Regions from separate parts of the Mus musculus genome. Here region 2 is linked to region 1. A link is a loop called in an ENCODE intact Hi-C map of the cell type or tissue named here. Cell type or tissue: left cerebral cortex. All regions are shown on one strand. Links, peaks and the distances in the headings refer to the core of each region. The heading gives the core; the rest is flanking DNA. Region 1 has its middle 140 kb from the start of Gm24288. Region 2 has its middle 110 kb from the start of Gm24288.

What was found. A loop is a pair of places that touch in the nucleus more often than their neighbours do. Peaks named below come from ENCODE experiments on the same cell type or tissue, not always from the same donor. Only the 100,000 strongest peaks of a DNase experiment are listed, where the experiment ranks them.
Region 2: a loop joins it to region 1, with 1.9 times the contacts of the local background. A loop is called at or near these places in 2 of 42 quality-filtered maps.

What each region holds. Positions count from the first base shown.
Region 1 is chr8:6,356,714-6,365,060 of GRCm38, reverse strand. No RefSeq gene overlaps it. Among named protein-coding and RNA genes, the nearest start is that of Gm24288, 140 kb to the right of the region's middle. In left cerebral cortex, for the core only: no CTCF peak of the experiment used is centred there; a DNase peak (open chromatin) is centred at 3,446.
Region 2 is chr8:6,107,434-6,115,780 of GRCm38, reverse strand. No RefSeq gene overlaps it. Among named protein-coding and RNA genes, the nearest start is that of Gm24288, 110 kb to the left of the region's middle. In left cerebral cortex, for the core only: no CTCF peak of the experiment used is centred there; a DNase peak (open chromatin) is centred at 4,220; H3K27ac peaks cover 2,163 bases.

The DNA of each region.
Region 1 (8,347 bases), core at 226-8,225:
CTTGTCATTTTTTGTCATCCTCAGATCACCCTTGACTTCACTTTTGAGTTGTCTTCACATTCTAATGACTTCTTTTACACATTTTCATCTCCTTGAAATTTTCTCCTTTCTTCCCAATTATCTTTTTCAGCAATATTTCAGTAAAGAGAGGGAGAGAGAGAGAGAGAGAGAGAGAGAGAGAGGGAATTTTATGCAGTCAATTTCAACCTGCATTTCTATGACCACTGTCTTATTCAGAACTGGGTAGCTGTATTATCAAGGACTCCTTCAGTGTTTCCTTTTTACTTATCCAGATTTGAACTCCAGTAAATAAATGAAAATCACCATAGTAAAGAAACCTTTAATAACTCCTACATTGTCCTCCCTTTCAAAATAAGAAAAAACATTATTTTACCATTGATGGACTCTATCTCAATCTTTATAGTGATAAATTATTTTAAAGTAAAATAAAATACAGACATATAATATGGACTTGATCATGTGAAAAAAATACATGCAAAGAATCTTCTTACACTTAAAACTTGAGAGAACATCCTATACCTATATATACACAGACGATTATTCACACTCTAGGACATATAAGATTCAGTGTCAAGGATATATCCTTCAAGAATATTCTTATGGAAAGAATATATTAGCTGACTATCATGCATCTGTGCCTAAAATTTTACATATTTCTAGAGTGACAAGGAGGTTCATTACAAAACCAATTGGTAGAGTAAGGTGGAAAAGCATATAATTTTTTTTAGTAATAATGGAATGGACAGATTTTGACACATTCACACATTAAATATAGATATCTTGGGTAAAACGGGAATAAATGATAAAACCAACTTGAAGAATATATACATTTGTTAAGGCATTTTAGATTCTCATACATATTTATAATTTTTAATAGGTCCCCCTAAAAAGAAATAATTCACTGCATTAACACAATGATATCTCTGAGTTTTGTACAGGAAAAAAAAACACAAACAACACCACAAACACATTTGTGATATCATGTCATTAAAGTTATGGGTTACCCGTGTTCTAAGGTTTGCCTCTACATCCAGGCTCATTTATCAGCAATATTGACTAGTGAATTATACAGTATTTTGGAAAACATCACAACCAAGTTAACTTTAAGAATTAAGAATTAAATTTCTAGTATGGTTCCAGGGGTTAGAGTCCATGTCCATCATGGTGGGGAGCAATGTAGGAAGTAGGTGGGTGTAAAACTGGTACAGTGGTTGAGAACACAAAATTCTTGAGCCACAAAATCAAGGAAGAGTGGGCCTTTTCATATATATGTGATTTTATTGTAGTGTCCAGAATAACAAATCTGACTTCTGTAGATGGAATGAAAGTTATTAACACAAAAGTTATCAGGCTACTTTGATGTCAATTTCACTTCCACAAGTTGTTCTATCTTTTGAGTTGTTACTTTGTTTTGACTTGTTACTTTCTTTTTTGTTGGTTATTTTATTTATTTACATTTCAAGTGTTATTCCTTTTCCCAGTTTCGCCTCCACAAATCCCCTATCCCATTTCCCCTCCCCCTGCTTCTATGAGACTGCTTCCACACTAATCCACCCACTCTTACTTCACCACCCTATTATTCCCTTACACTGGGTCATAGAGTCTTCACAGGACCAAGTGCCTCTCCTCCTACTGATGCCAGATAAGGCTATCTTCTGCTACAAATGCAGCTGGAGGCATGGGTCTCTCCATGTGTACTCTTTGGTTGGTGATTTTGTCCCTGGGAGCTCTGGGGTGTCTGGTTGATGTTTTTGTTCTTCCTATAGTTTTGCAAACCACTTCAGCTCCTTCAATCCTTCCCCTAACTCCTTAATTGGGGTCCCCTGCTCAGTTCGATGATTGCCTGTGACCATCTGCCTCTGTATTGTTCAGGCACTGGCAGAGTCTCTCAGGAGACATCTATATAAGGCTCCTGTCAGCAAGCACTTTTTGGCATCAGCAGTAGTGTCTGGGTTTGGTGTCAACTACCTGAGGACCCAGCTATACCACACTTGGACATATACCCAAAAGATGCTTCAAGGTATAAAAAGGACACATGCTCCACTATGTTCATAGCAGACTTATTTATAATAGCCAGAAGCTGGAAACAACCCAGATGTTCCTCAACAGAGGAATGGATACAGAAAATGTGGTATATTTACAGAATGGAGTGCTACTAAGCTATTAAACACAGTGACTTCATGAAATTCACAGGCAAATGGGTGGAACTAGAAATTACTATTCTGAGTGAGATAACCCAGTCACAAAAGAATGCACATGGTATGTACTCACTGATAAATGATATTAAGCAGAGTGGGCTTTTGAAACCCAGAAGTTTACCCTCAGTGACACACCTCTTCCAACAATGTCACACCTTCTAATCCTTCCCAAACAGTTCTACCAACTGGGAACTAGATATTCAAAGATATAAAGCTGTGGAGGCCATTCCCATTCAAACCTCAAGAGTAAGGAATCTAGAACCAGCTAGGCTGGGTTCCTACCCAGACTCAGGGATTTAGGCTACTTGACTAAAATTAAAGATAGAAATATTGTCTCTCATTTATCATGGCTTGATAATTTAATGAGATGCTTAATTTTTTAAAAAATGTTTCATATAATTATTTCCATTAACAGAAATTTAATTAATATAATTTTTATGATCAGCTTGTAAACATAACCTGGTCTCCATCTTTTAACATGACTGTTAAAAGAAAAAGAAATTAAAAATCAGGCTGAAATTTGGAAATGTTAATAGTTTCAATCTCATCATTCACTATATTCTAAATAAATACCCATTGTTGAACAGGTTCTTACTTAGAAAAGCTGACCTCTATTCTTGTTTAATTAGCATAAATTCTCATGCATACGTGTGCTTGGTAAGCTATTTTCCAAGAACTGACACATAATGCTATGTGTATGAAGCTTATCAAATTAAAGAGATTAATCACTGATACTTGCAAATTCTTAATATGAATGGTTAAAAATGAATGAAAACTACTTATTAATACACTAATGTTTTGCATAATTTACACTGAAAGAGAAAAATGTATAATCAAATGAAAAGTAAAAATCATAAATCATCAGTCAATATCAGCAGGATTGTGTATTTATAAGTTGGAGGAACTATAGCCAAAGGCTCTGTAAGGACATAACATTGAATTTGCTGAATTTGAGTCTGTTTCCCTAATTTATACTTTTTTTTTCACAATTGAAAATACAGCAGAAGTGAAGGTTAAGAATGAGACAGGAAAGAATTTCTTAGGAATAATTTAAACTAAGGAGACAGTGCCGACTGGCCTAGTTACCATATTTCTGCTGAGTTGGCATTCCTTCCAGCGTGCCCTGTGAACACATGCTTTTGTGTTTATTCCCCAGGTTTTTCTCATTTCAGCTTCTACATGCTACTTTCTATAATTCCCCAAGGACCACCTGGCCTCCTTTCCAGACTAAATGCTTGAGTCACTACCGAAGGCGAGCCAGTAGCCACCTGCACTTTGAGATGTCCTCCCCCAGCTTCTGTAAAGCAGCTGCAGGGCCCACAGAGCAATAAACACAACCACTTATGGGGGCTGGATCCTCACTATTCCATTTCACCATGAAGGTGTGAATCTGTAGAAATCCTCGGGCATCTTTGTTTCTGTTTCGATAAAATCAAAGGATGTCTATCGGGGATTTAAATTGTCCCAGACACAACAAAATTTAAAGCAACATACAATTTTATTTTTTAGTAAAATCTACAGTAAAAAGTAGGTTTCTCATCTTTTTGTGGATATGGGTATTTATAAAAGAAAATGAAAACAAAACAGGAACTTGCTGAATGTTAGGTGTACATATGTCCATATACATAGCTATAAAATAACTCAGGAAGTCATTTTGAAGACAGCTTCTGTCAATATTTGAATATTACTAATGTTCAGTTTGTTCAAAACCTTTTAGTTTTGAAAATTAATGTAGTGATTTTATTGCAAACATGTAAACGAAATACATTTATGGAACCACAGGGACGATGCATGGCTCAGCTCATGCTTTATGGCACAAAAATCTAAGCAAATCATGTCTGGTTTTGGGTTGGTTTTCTTTTTTCTTATTTCTTTCAGTTTTTTGAGACATGGTTTCTCTGTGTAGCCCTGGCTGTCCTGGAACTCACTTTGTAGACCAGGCTGGCCTCGAACTCAGAAATCTGCCTGCCTCTGCCTCCCGAGTGCTGGGATTAAAGGCATGCGCCACCATGCCCAGCTCGGTTTAATTTTTTAAAGACAAGTTCTCACTATGTGCAGCCTTGGATGGGAAGTAAGTCATATTTTGAAGCTATATATTTTCTTTAAGTTAAAAAGTTTAACGTGTAAATACTAATGTATTACCAATATTACTTTTAGATTAGATACTAATTCACCAAAGAACAGAAGAATAAAGTTTAAATATGTGTTATATTTTCGTAGTATGTTGACTCACAAAATGAACAACGATTGACTGAAATTCTATATATTTCTTTGGAAAGTAATTATAAGGCAGTCATGGAGGCATATTTCTTTACTCTCAGTATACAAGAAGTAGGAAGATTTCAGTGAGTTTCAAGCCAGCTAGTGTGGTCTACATAGTAAGCTCCATGATGGCCAGTACTACTTGGAGATACTATTAAAAACAAAACAAACAAACAAACAAACAAAAAACAAAACTAAACAAAAAACTATAGAATGTGCAAATTTTACATATTTAAATGCGAGTGCTACATTTATATTATCAAGTAGAAATATCTCAGCTGTTTTTATTTCTACTTTCAGCTATGCAACAATAAATTACTTTGTTATTCTTTTCCTTTAAATACATAGTCTCACCGTGTAACTCTGGCTTGCCAGAAATGGGAAAGCAGATATAGAAGACCTGGGAAGTACAATGTGGACATGGTAGAAACTGTGCTTCTAACCTGGAATGCAATGAAAGTTTCTATTGTATCAACAGTGTGATCAGCATAGAGATTGTCTACACACAAAGCTACATAAAATATGTAGGAAATGAGAGAAGATAACAAAAGGACACTTTCAAGAATAATCACTCAGGTAATGCAACATTTAAAGCATGAAAAGGTAAGAAGAAGGGATTAAAAACATAAAGGAAGAAGTAGCCACAGATATAGCTGTCTCTAGTGAGACTAGGCTGGGGCCTAGCAAACACAGAAGTGGATGCTCACAGTCAGCTATTGGATGGATCACAGGGCCCCCAATGGAGAAGTTAGAGAAAGTATCCAAGGAGCTAAAGAGATCTGCAACCCTGTAGGTGCAACAACATTATGAACTAACCAGTACCCCGGAGCTCTTGACTCTAGCTGCATATGTATCAAAAGATGGCCTAGTCGGCCATCACTGGAAAGAGAGTCCCATTGGACAGGCAAACTTTATATGCCCCAGTACAGGGGAACGCCAGGGCCAAAAAGTGGGAATGCGTGGGTAGGGGAGTTGGGGGAGGCTATGGGGGACTTTTGGGATAGCATTGGAAATGTAATTGAGGAAAATACGTAATAATAAAAAAAAAAAGAAATACAGAGAGAGAGAGAAAAAGAAAACTATCGATCTCTCTGTTCTGAAAGTTGACATACAGGATGCTTTGAGGAAAAGCACAGTCAGACGCCACAGGTTGGGAGAGGTCCAAAGAGAATCACAGGTCTAGTGGCTTAACCACAATGCCTGTGTGGCATTTTCATACTTTAGCTAAAATATGTTTTGTTTTGTTTTTTTTGTCAGGCTCTGGGTAGATTTTCTTTTTATGAATACTTGAGATGAAATGTGCCTATGTTTAATATCATGACATGGTATCAGAAGAAAAGTCCAACTAGTATTATAGGCAAGAGTTAACTTCTACTAACCTTGTCTTGATAAGAATTAGTATTGATTAAATAAAGGGTACATCCATTGAGTGCGTATGAAGAAACAACTTATTTGGAGAATGGTCAAAATAAACACTTTGTCCCTTTGTCCATCAAAATCCATCAAGGAACTTGATTCCTACTATATTTCCATAGGTCACTCCAAAGTCAAGCATGTTTTAGATACTCTGTGAGCATATCATTAAGAAAACAAAACAAAACAAAACAAACAACAACAACAACAACAACAACAACAAAAAAAACACTAGAAGCACATAAATTTGATTAGTCCAAAATTGCTTCCCTTGGGCCAAAAGAGAAGCTGTCTCAGGTATGAGGGCACAAGCCCAGCTGTTAGCACTACTTGGTTTTGCTTAGTAGGTGTGGTTCTCACCAGCACTGGGGACAAAAAACAAAAATAGTCTTTGAAGATAAGTATATGTTTTGACTATTCTAATAGACTAGTAATAGATGGCAAATATTCATTTAATAAGGTCCAACACTCTCCCTTGTTTGATTTATTGTTATGTGGTATTTGTTGCAATGTAACTATTAATAAATTTAGAAACACAGATAATATTTTGACATATAATATGTAGTAGGTATCATAATCTAAGTTCATTGCTTAATACTATGAAAAAAACATGATTTTTCTTGTGCATTTGACTTAGACACAGATAAGTTCATTTGATTGGTTCCTAGAAAGTTGTAAAACAATAACACTCAAAGTTATATTTTCTTGGCATACATACAATTCACATTAAACTGGATAATACATTTAAGATGTTTTACTGACATTTAGGTATGTAGATATTACATAAAATATTCTATTTAATATTTACAAATATTCTATTTATACATAAAATATTCTATTTAATCTTACAAATTTTTAGAAGCATATATAGGGTGGTTTAAAATTATTTCTTTATGTAATACATGATATTTTATTAACTATATGACATATTCTATTTTTCCTGATTTATGAAGTTTGGACCATAAATGATTGAGAACTAATTATAATAATCTGCTTTGGGATAATTACCCTGAGTGACACCCTGAGCCCAGCTGGAACAGAACAGCAGTGGCAATATGCTTAAGGTCACTGGATTTGAACAGCATATACCAGCTGTACTCTAGAGTCCGTACTGGCTGCCTACTCATTTCCAAATACAATTCATACTGTTGACATTTTGATTTATAATGATGTCAAAGTCCTGAGTGCTACTCTAGTAAATACCCAAGCAAATGAATGTTCTGTTGTGCTATTCTGAGATTTAGTTCCGTTCAAATCATCTTTTAAAACCCTCTAGTCTTCAAGATTTATCTCAGATACCATCCTGGGTTCAAAGATAAATTCAACAATTTTTTAATGTGGTTTTTTTTTTTTTTTCAGTAATTTAACTGGATGTCTGGAATATATCTAGCTCAGACAGGACTCTAAGCTCTGCATGAGGCAAATTGGACAAGACAATCAAGTCAACCACTGAAATCAGTTCTTTGTTAGATGGACACGTGGGAAAACTTTCACCACAGTGCATACTCAATAGCAACACCTGGACTCTGAACCATAAAATTACCAAAGGTTTTGAGAAAAGAAATCAAATCAAATTCTAGCATAAAACCATCTCTAGTTTTACAGGTAGCTATCAGTATTTTTAAAATTTTATTCCTGTCTTCATCTTCATTGATTTCATTATAATCTCTTTTCTTTTAGAAATTGCTATGATTTGAACATGAAATATACATCACTATTTTAACACTCAATCTCTAAGAGGGAGTTCTACTGTGGAAAAATTTGGAAATGGTAGCAGGTAGGACAAAATTCAAGGATTATTGGTAGTTGATTGGTGGGGGTCCTATTATCCCTGGCTTTTACGTTCTCTGTCTCTCTGTTTGAAGTTCATCATAATATAAACACGTTTCTTTCTACACAGTCATCCACTGACAGGATGTCCTGCCCAAGCACATGACTAATAAGTCTATATGATTACAAACTTTCTGAAACCATAAACCATGAACAAAAATTATATCCCCTTGGTTTCACTTTAATTATTTGGTCAAAAGAATAGGAAGTGATGGCTATATAAAGTTATTAACTTGTAAAAATGTTAGAAAATATGAAAATGACAAAACACTGTTAGGGTGATAAAATTATTCCATTATTCCCATTGGATTTACTGTAAAATTACTTAATTGTCATAAAATCACACAAAACAGAAGATGCACAAATTAAGTCTGAGGATATGGGTCAGTGTTTAAAGTGTTGGCTGTGCAAGCGTTAAGACCAAACAAGCACTGTGGCCCAAATGTAATTCAAACATTTATAAGAGGAAGAGAAGAGATTTTTGGAGCATTACCTAGCCAGACTATAAATACATTTGAACTCAAGGTTTAAATGTAATCCCCTGACCCAGTGAATAAGGCATATAGCCTTCTTATGTCAACCTTGTACTTCCATATTCACACACACACACACACACACACACA
Region 2 (8,347 bases), core at 101-8,100, 250 kb after region 1:
TCCAATTCAAACCTATAAACCAAAATTGCAGTATATTTCCCCAGTGCAATTTAAACAAATTACCATTTGGATTGAGTTTCTGGGGCGAAACAAGTGCTGAGTTGAATAGTGTGGTTACTATGCTCACTGTGGCTGGCAATGGCAGGAAGTAGTTTCCTGGGCACTCAGGAGGCCTTCTGTCTGCTTCCATGACCACACCCCACACCCATCTGTATTTCTTTCTTCTACTGGTTCATCGCCTATTTCCAAGGTTGTTTCATCAGTGTGAAGTCTGGACTCCTTGGGTGAAAGAAGGAAGGGCGCTAGTGTGGAGAGATTAGAGGAGAGTGTTTTAACCCTTGATGGTAATTCCTAGGATTATCATTGGGAACCATCTATGTAGATTATATTAAGCATGAAGCATAACTCTCAACCTTGGACTTCAGAACCTGCACTGTTCAAGAGCTCTGGGCTCCCGGAATCGCCCCCCATGGCACTTCTCACTCTCAGGAGGTGAGACTATCACATGTTGTCTGTAACAGTGACCCCAGGAGGAGTCATGATGAGAATTTAATGTCTACTTCAGAATATTTCATCATGAGTACTTAACACTAACAGTTTGTCCAGTCCTTGTGATCCAGCTCACTGTCCCTACAGTCATTGTTTACAGACATCAACTAGACCTTCAGCCTGGGCACAAGCAGCTGCCACTTTGGATTTTCCCCTCAGGATCTCCCCTGACTTCAGTGCATTCAGTTGTTTCTGTTTCAGGAATAGTAATGTTCAGGTATTTCTCCAACTTTTTGTTTCACTCAGTTATCCATGATTTCTCTAGGTTTCTCAGCAGACAACTTGCTATCACAGAAGCTGTTAACAGCTAAGGCAACTATGTCATGTTTGATCTATTTCTGTAATATTTGCAATTACAAAATTTTCCATTTTAAAAATTCAGATTGCCAAATATCCTACTTATATTTAAATGCCAAACTTTGAACTCTAGACTATTTTACAAAATATTGTTTCAAGACAGAAGGATATTCCATAAGGAAGTGCACATTCAAAGAAACACTCAGGGTGTGTATATAAAAACAAGAAATAATAAAATAACAGGAAGTGTAAGTGATGATTTCGCATGACTAACTAAGAAAGAGTGAGAATAGAAAGTTTTAATCTCTTTTCAAGGTCTTATAACACATTGCTTGAGCTGTCAGGGTTTTATTAGAGAGGAAAACAAATGAGGAAAAAACCACTGGTCTACTTTAAGCTTGAAATGATAGAGTAATATCAAAAGAGGAGATTAGAAGTGTTGTTATTCTTTCCTCGTTGATTGTTGTCTGCAGACATTTAAACCGATGAAGCAAACAAGCTGAGAATGAATGGGAGCTGAAGTCACTTTCTCAGCTTTACAGCCATGGAAGCAGCACACAGTGTTTTATCATCCTGAAACACCTGGCATATGTCTGCTCCTAGGAGAGGTGACAATGAGGAATAGACTGATCAGCTTTTCAGAATCAGTGAAAACTAAAGACTGAAGGATAATAAAGCCAAGAAGAAACAAAGGCAAGCAAGAAATCAGAGTTCTACAATAACAGTTTATAACTAGCATGAAAACAAGCAGCACCAAATGTGCACAGAAGTGCACATACACATATATGCAAACATACACATGTGCAGGTGCACACACACATGCAGGAACACACAAATCAACAGACAAAAATATTAATGTACTATACACACGTGCACATATTCAAGCACACACACATAACTGTATTGTTGTGAAGACAATTTGGGAGATACATATATTGTTAACAGGGTCTCATGTCACCTGCTTGAACTTGCTATGCATCAAAAAGTTATTTTGAACTTCTGATTCTTGTACCTCTACTTCCCAAGTGTCGGTATTACAGGCATGTACCACTATAGCTGATTTATATTGTGCTAGGGAGTCAAACGCAGGGCTTTGTGCATGGTAGGTATGTACTCTATGAACTGAACTATACCACAAGCTCAGTACTTTGCTTTTATTTCCTTTTAAATTGGGATAATGCCATGTATAGGTGTCTCTCAGACTAAATTAGCTCTTATATGCCACATGCTTTGAAATTACCCTGTGACACAGAACAGCAAGAATGGAAGACCTGTAGTGGGTCCTGGTATTTAGAGGCGATGCTGGGAATGTGAACCCTATCAGTGTGCAGAGGTAAACATTTGCTTTCTGTAAATATTGTGGACACTGAACTTACTTAATACATTCAATATCATGATTTTTTATCTGGGACTGGAAATGAAGGACCAGTTAGAAAAGATATCACAGGAGTTATCAGTGGATGGCTTTTGTCTTTGTCCTTCAATTTCCTGTTGAACAAGGATTTTCTCAGAACATTTACAAATGAACTAAGTATCAGAATATCATAGTAATCCCATTCTACAGGTTTGTTTTAAAGAATGCAGTGAGTGCAGATGATCTTTTCATCACAGCCCGTTCAATTCTCAGAAGTATACCTTCCCACAGTCACAACCCAGACTAATCTCATATTTTTGTGGTAGATTGTCCTAGAATGGACAGAAGGCATAGTTAAGCAAGAAAAGGCTGTGCATTACTGGAGAAAGCCAAAGTACCTTAATTACCAAGCTCTATGCAATAATGCAAAGAGTGCTTTAGCTCACTCATTTTAATTTGACCTGAAAACTTATGTTACCACATTATATCTCAAAGCTTATTTCTTATTATTTACTCATTAAAACACCCACCCCCCAAGGCAACAGAACTGATTCAGCAGTTAAGAACATCTGCTGTTCTTATTGAAGACCAGGTTTGATCTCCTACTTAGAAATGCTTGCAATTTTGATGGGATCTGATTCATCTGTTGACATTCACTGACTCTTGCACACTCATGATGAAAGCAAAATACCAATACATGCTACAGAAAAACCCTTTAAAGTTACTTTAAATAGCCATATCATGGAACCTCTGGAAGAGGCTATATGAAAACTGAAGCAAAAATCAAACCAGAATCAAGAGTAATTTCTTTAAGGCTGATATGTATCATTACATGCTTGACTTGAAGTCCCAATGATAGGAACTTGATCCTCAAAACTCAGATAACAAATAAAATATAGTGGAATGATTTTGAATCCCTGAACTTTGTTCAACAAGTCTAGACTCAGTTGGTTATCCCTAAATTCCAGAGAGAGAGAGAGAGAGAGAGAGAGAGAGAGAGAGAGAGAGAGAGAGAGAGATCCACCCTCAATGGTTACCTAAACAAAACAAGACAATTAAAAGCCCACATAGCTAGAAGAGACATTCTTGACACCACACCTCCTCAAAGGAGATTCTGGCTGCTGACAGCTGCTGAGAAAAAGATAGTCATATTCATTGGAAAACATGACTGCTTATAGGTTTTTGGGGGGTCCTAGTATATGGTCTCACACCCATGTGCATAAAGGCAGCACTAAATGTACTCAGGGTATTAATAAAAAAATGAAAACGTGAGAAGAGACCTGATGTTGGGAGAGACAGGTTTTGGGATAGCTGGAAGTTGAAAGAAGGTAGTGATGAGTATATGTGGTCAATGTGTTTAGATAAAATGGAATACATCTATGATGATTTGATGATGTGTTTTCCTCACCAGCAGATGTGGACATAACATTGCTATTTTTAAAGATATATCTATTAATATTTTATGTGTATGATTGTATGTGTGTGTAATGTATGTATGTAGTAACTGTAGAGACCAGAACAGGGTATCAGATACAGTGTAGCTGGAGTTATAGGTGGTTTTAAGGGCCAAATCAACGCTGGGGATTGAACCCAACTAATCTGCAAGGATTTTTTATTTTTATTAAAATTATTTCAAATACACTGACAGAAAAACTCCCGAGGAATAACATCATGACATCTAATATAAGACTGACAGCTGAACTTCATGTTCACTCACACATACATATCTACACAGTTTTACATGCATTCATCAGCATATACACATACCTTATTATGCATAAAGTCATTGTGTTTCAACTACTTCATCTGTCATGTTTTCCTAGGAAAATAATGCCACGCCCCATGCTTTATTGCAACTGGACTGTGGGATATTGCCCTTTACCTCTGTGTTCCCTAGATACTAAGCTCTACTTCTACTTGGACTTTTATATGTCAAAGCCCATGCATTTGTTCTTACTCAGAGAAGAGCAATGTAAGCAGATGGAAACCAAACCCAAATCAGCCTTTCCTTCCAATTGCCATTTTCTTTCCACATTCCTACTTCAGAATTGGAGCTCATACAAGGCAGGCTGACTAACACATCTTTCGTTCCTCAGATATAAATATCAAAAAGAATCTAATGCATATATTCATTTGTAAGAAAATATGAAATATTTAAGTCAGATTTCTAAGGTCTCTTATATAAATTGTTTCTTTACATAACAGTTATTTCTTTTTATAAATGAATGTACATGTCACAAATTATTCTCATTCAGACTGATCCTGTTGTAGCTGCAGCATTTAGTACATATCAAGGGAACTGACACATAAGATTTTTCCAAAAGAAAATAAACTGTGGGTCTGTGGAATGGATTTAACTTTTTTTCACTTAGAATATGCCATGGGTAATCAAAACAAATCAAAAAACTCTTTCTCTACTTTTCTTTTTAAAGTAAAATTGTAGCAACAGGCTCAATGTGGGATCCATAACAAAGGGAGGCCCTAAGTCCTGACACTATTGCTGAGGCTATCGAACGCACACAAAAAGGAACCTATCATGACTGCCCTCCAAAAGCAAGCAGCTTAAAGAGTCAGATGCAGATATTTGCACCCAACCAATGAACAGAACCTGCTAACCCCTGTGGTTGAATTAGGGAAAAGCTGGAAGAAGCTGAGGAGGAGGGCAACCCTGTAGGAGAATCAGCAGTCTCAATTATACTGGACCCCCAAGATCTCAGACACTGGAACACCAACCAGCAGCATAAACCAGATGATATGAGGTTCCCAACACATATATTGCAGAGGACTGTTGGGTCTATGTTCAGTCAGAGAAGATGGCCCAGAGCAGCCTGTCAGACACAGTGTAGCTGGAGTTTCAGGTGGTTGTAAACTGCCATTTCAATGCTAGGAATTGAACACAAATCATCTTCAAGGTCCCCAAGTGCTCTTAAACATGGACTCATCTCTCCAGTTCTCCAGAACACGGTTTTTACCTGTACATTTTAAAGGATGTTCACCTTAGTCATTTTATAAACTGTTACTAAGGTTTGCTGCAGCATAGTTGGTGTCTTCTTTTTTGCATTTAAGTTTACTGAGACACATTTACAATTATATAAATACTTTGATCTTTATAAAATGTTTAAGTTTTGCTTGTTTCTCAAAGTGTACATGAACAGTATTATTATAAGGAATAATATTTATGTTAACGTTCTCCAAGTTTCTCAAATGGATATCTGAATTAGAAGGATGATCAGTTCACTTTGCATGGAAATAACATTCAGTATATTCTGTTTTGAGTTTTTCCAGCACAATATATCTCATGTTAATCTAGGACTTTTCTTGCCTAGTAGATAAGGAGCTCACTTCCTTTTACTAAGAAACAGTGCATAGAAGACAACTTCTAAGAATAATGTGTGCCTATTTAATGTTGAATCCCATTTTAGTTAGCAGAGCCAGTGATGTTATGTATCTGCTTTCATACATGTGAAAATGAACACACAGAGATATGAGCTACACTAAAAATCACTTTAATCCAAGCAAGAGTTCATTAAAATGAGATATGAGTCATACAAAATCCCTCTAATTCCAAGCAAGAGTCCATTAAAATTGTTAGTTTTCACTACATATAAGTTCCTTTAAGGATTAATGAATATCCTTTCATTATATTTCAAATATGAACATAGTTGTTAAAAACTTATATTCATACTAACCCTAATACATATTAAGGTACTCTAGAGGCAGAACGAATGGATGTCTAGCTACAAGTGCTTATACTGACTCCAGTTATGATTTAATAAATTAAATTAGCTCATTAGACTACACAGTTGATAGAAAAGCTATTGCAATTTATAATGTAAAGAATGAGGAAACCTGAAAATGTACATGCTTTTCTATAAGCTGGGTAAGATATTTACCATTTAAGATTTTTTGTTTGTTTGTTTGTTTGTTTGTTTTTCTAGACAGTGTTTCTCTGTGTAGCCCTGGCTGTCCTGGGACTCACTTTGTAGACCAGGCTGGCCTAGAACTCAGAAATCTGCCTGCCTCTGCCTCCTGAGTGCTGGGATTAAAAGGGTGTGCCACCACGCCCAGCACTAAGATTTTTTTTTAAGTAAAATTTAGAAGAGTCTGTATCAAGAAGATCTCCATTCTCCCACTGTCTCTACTTCACCTCCATCAGACTTCTGAATCATACAGGTTCACTTTCCTTCCCCTACCATCTTTCCTGCTCTCTGAGCTCACTGGGCCAAGTCAAGATACCCTGAGCACTATGCTATCCCAGTGGAACCTCCATTCTCCTGCTGCCTCCCCAACCCCTTTCATCAAAGCTGAGTCTCCTGAACCATAGATGTAAGCTTCCCTGAACCCACACATCTTCCCTGTTTGCCGAGTCCTCTGGGCCAAACCAAGTTGCCCTGAGCAGCCTGCTATCCTTGGGGAGCTTTTTGTCTCTTGACACCTCTCCTTCCACTTTCATCAGACCTGAGGTTCCTGAAGCACACAGAACTGCAGGTTCAAAACTATACAGGCCAAGGATACCCATCAGAGGTCTGCCGCACCAGGACAATAGAGGTCTTCCAATGACAACAAAAACATCCAGGGACCTAAACTATCCTGATGCCTAAAAACCCTCAAAAGATCACAGTGAACAAGAGCTAGGGCAATATGACACCTCCAAAGCACAGATAACCCACTAGAGGAAGCCCTGGATAATCTAACACAGCTGAACCACAAGAAAATTACCCTAAATCCAATCTCATAATGATAATAGAGTCTTTATTAGTTTCTTCTTTAAGGACCTTTATCTCTTTGGTTGTATTTTCTGTATTTCTTAAATGGATTTATTCATTTTCTCTTTAAAGCCATACAGAAAAATATAATTAAACAAGTGAAGGGAATAAATAAAACTGGACAAGACTTGAAAGTGGAAAGAGAAGCAATCAAGAAAACACAATCTGAAGAAATCCTGAAGATGGAAAATCTAGGAAAGAGAGCACGAACAGGAGATGCAAGCATCCCCAAAGAATACAATAGATGAAAGAGATAATCTCAGGCACAGAAGATATAATAGAAAAAATTAATACATCACTCAAAGAAAATGTTAAAGCTAAAATTTTCTCACAAAGGATATCCAGGAAATCTGGGATACCATGAAAAGATTTAAGAATAGGAGAATAAGAATAAAAGAAGAAGAGTCCCAGCTAATGGCCCAGAATATTATTCTCAAAAAAACAATAAAAGAAAACTTTCCCAACCTAAAGAAAGAGATACTTATAAACATGGAAGAAGCTTATAGAACACCAAATAGATTGGACCAGGAAAGAAAACCTGCCTGGCTCATTATAATCAAAACACAAAATCTACAGAACAAAAATAGAATATTAAAGGCAGCAGTGGAAAAATGCCAGGTTACATACAAAGGCAGAACTATCAGAATTAAACCCAACTTCTCAACAGAGATCCTAAAAGCTAAAAGGGCCTAGAATGATGTCTTGCAACCTCTAAAAAAACCAAAGATGCCAACAGAGACTAGTATACCCAGAAAAACTCTCAATCACGATAGATGTTGAAAACAAGATATTTCAAGACAAATCCAGATTCAAGCAATATCTATCCACAAATCCAGTCCTATAGAAAATACTAGAAGGAAAACTCCAAACTAAGAAGAATAACTGCATCCAAGAAAATACAGGATGTACGTAATTTCATACCAGCAAAAACAAGGAAAGCACACACACACACACACACAAACACTCACACACTCACACATGCACACACACGTACACACATGTACACACACTAACACTATCATTATTAAAATAACAGAAAATAACAATCACTGCTCATTAATATCTCTAAACGTTAATGGACTCCATTCCCCAATTAAAAAAAAAGAAAAAGAAAAAGGCTAACCATATAGATGCAAAAACAGGATCCACTATTTTGCTGCATACAAAACACACACTTCAGCCATAAATATAGACATTACCCTCAGAGTAAAGGGCTCGAAAAATGTTTCCAAGCAAATGGACCCAAGAAGTAAGCTGCAGTAGCTGTTAAAATATCCAATAAAATATACTTTCAACCAATATTTATCAAAAGAGACAGAGAAGGACACTTTATACTCGTCAAAGGAAAAACCTACCAAGTTGACATCTTAATTCTGAACAT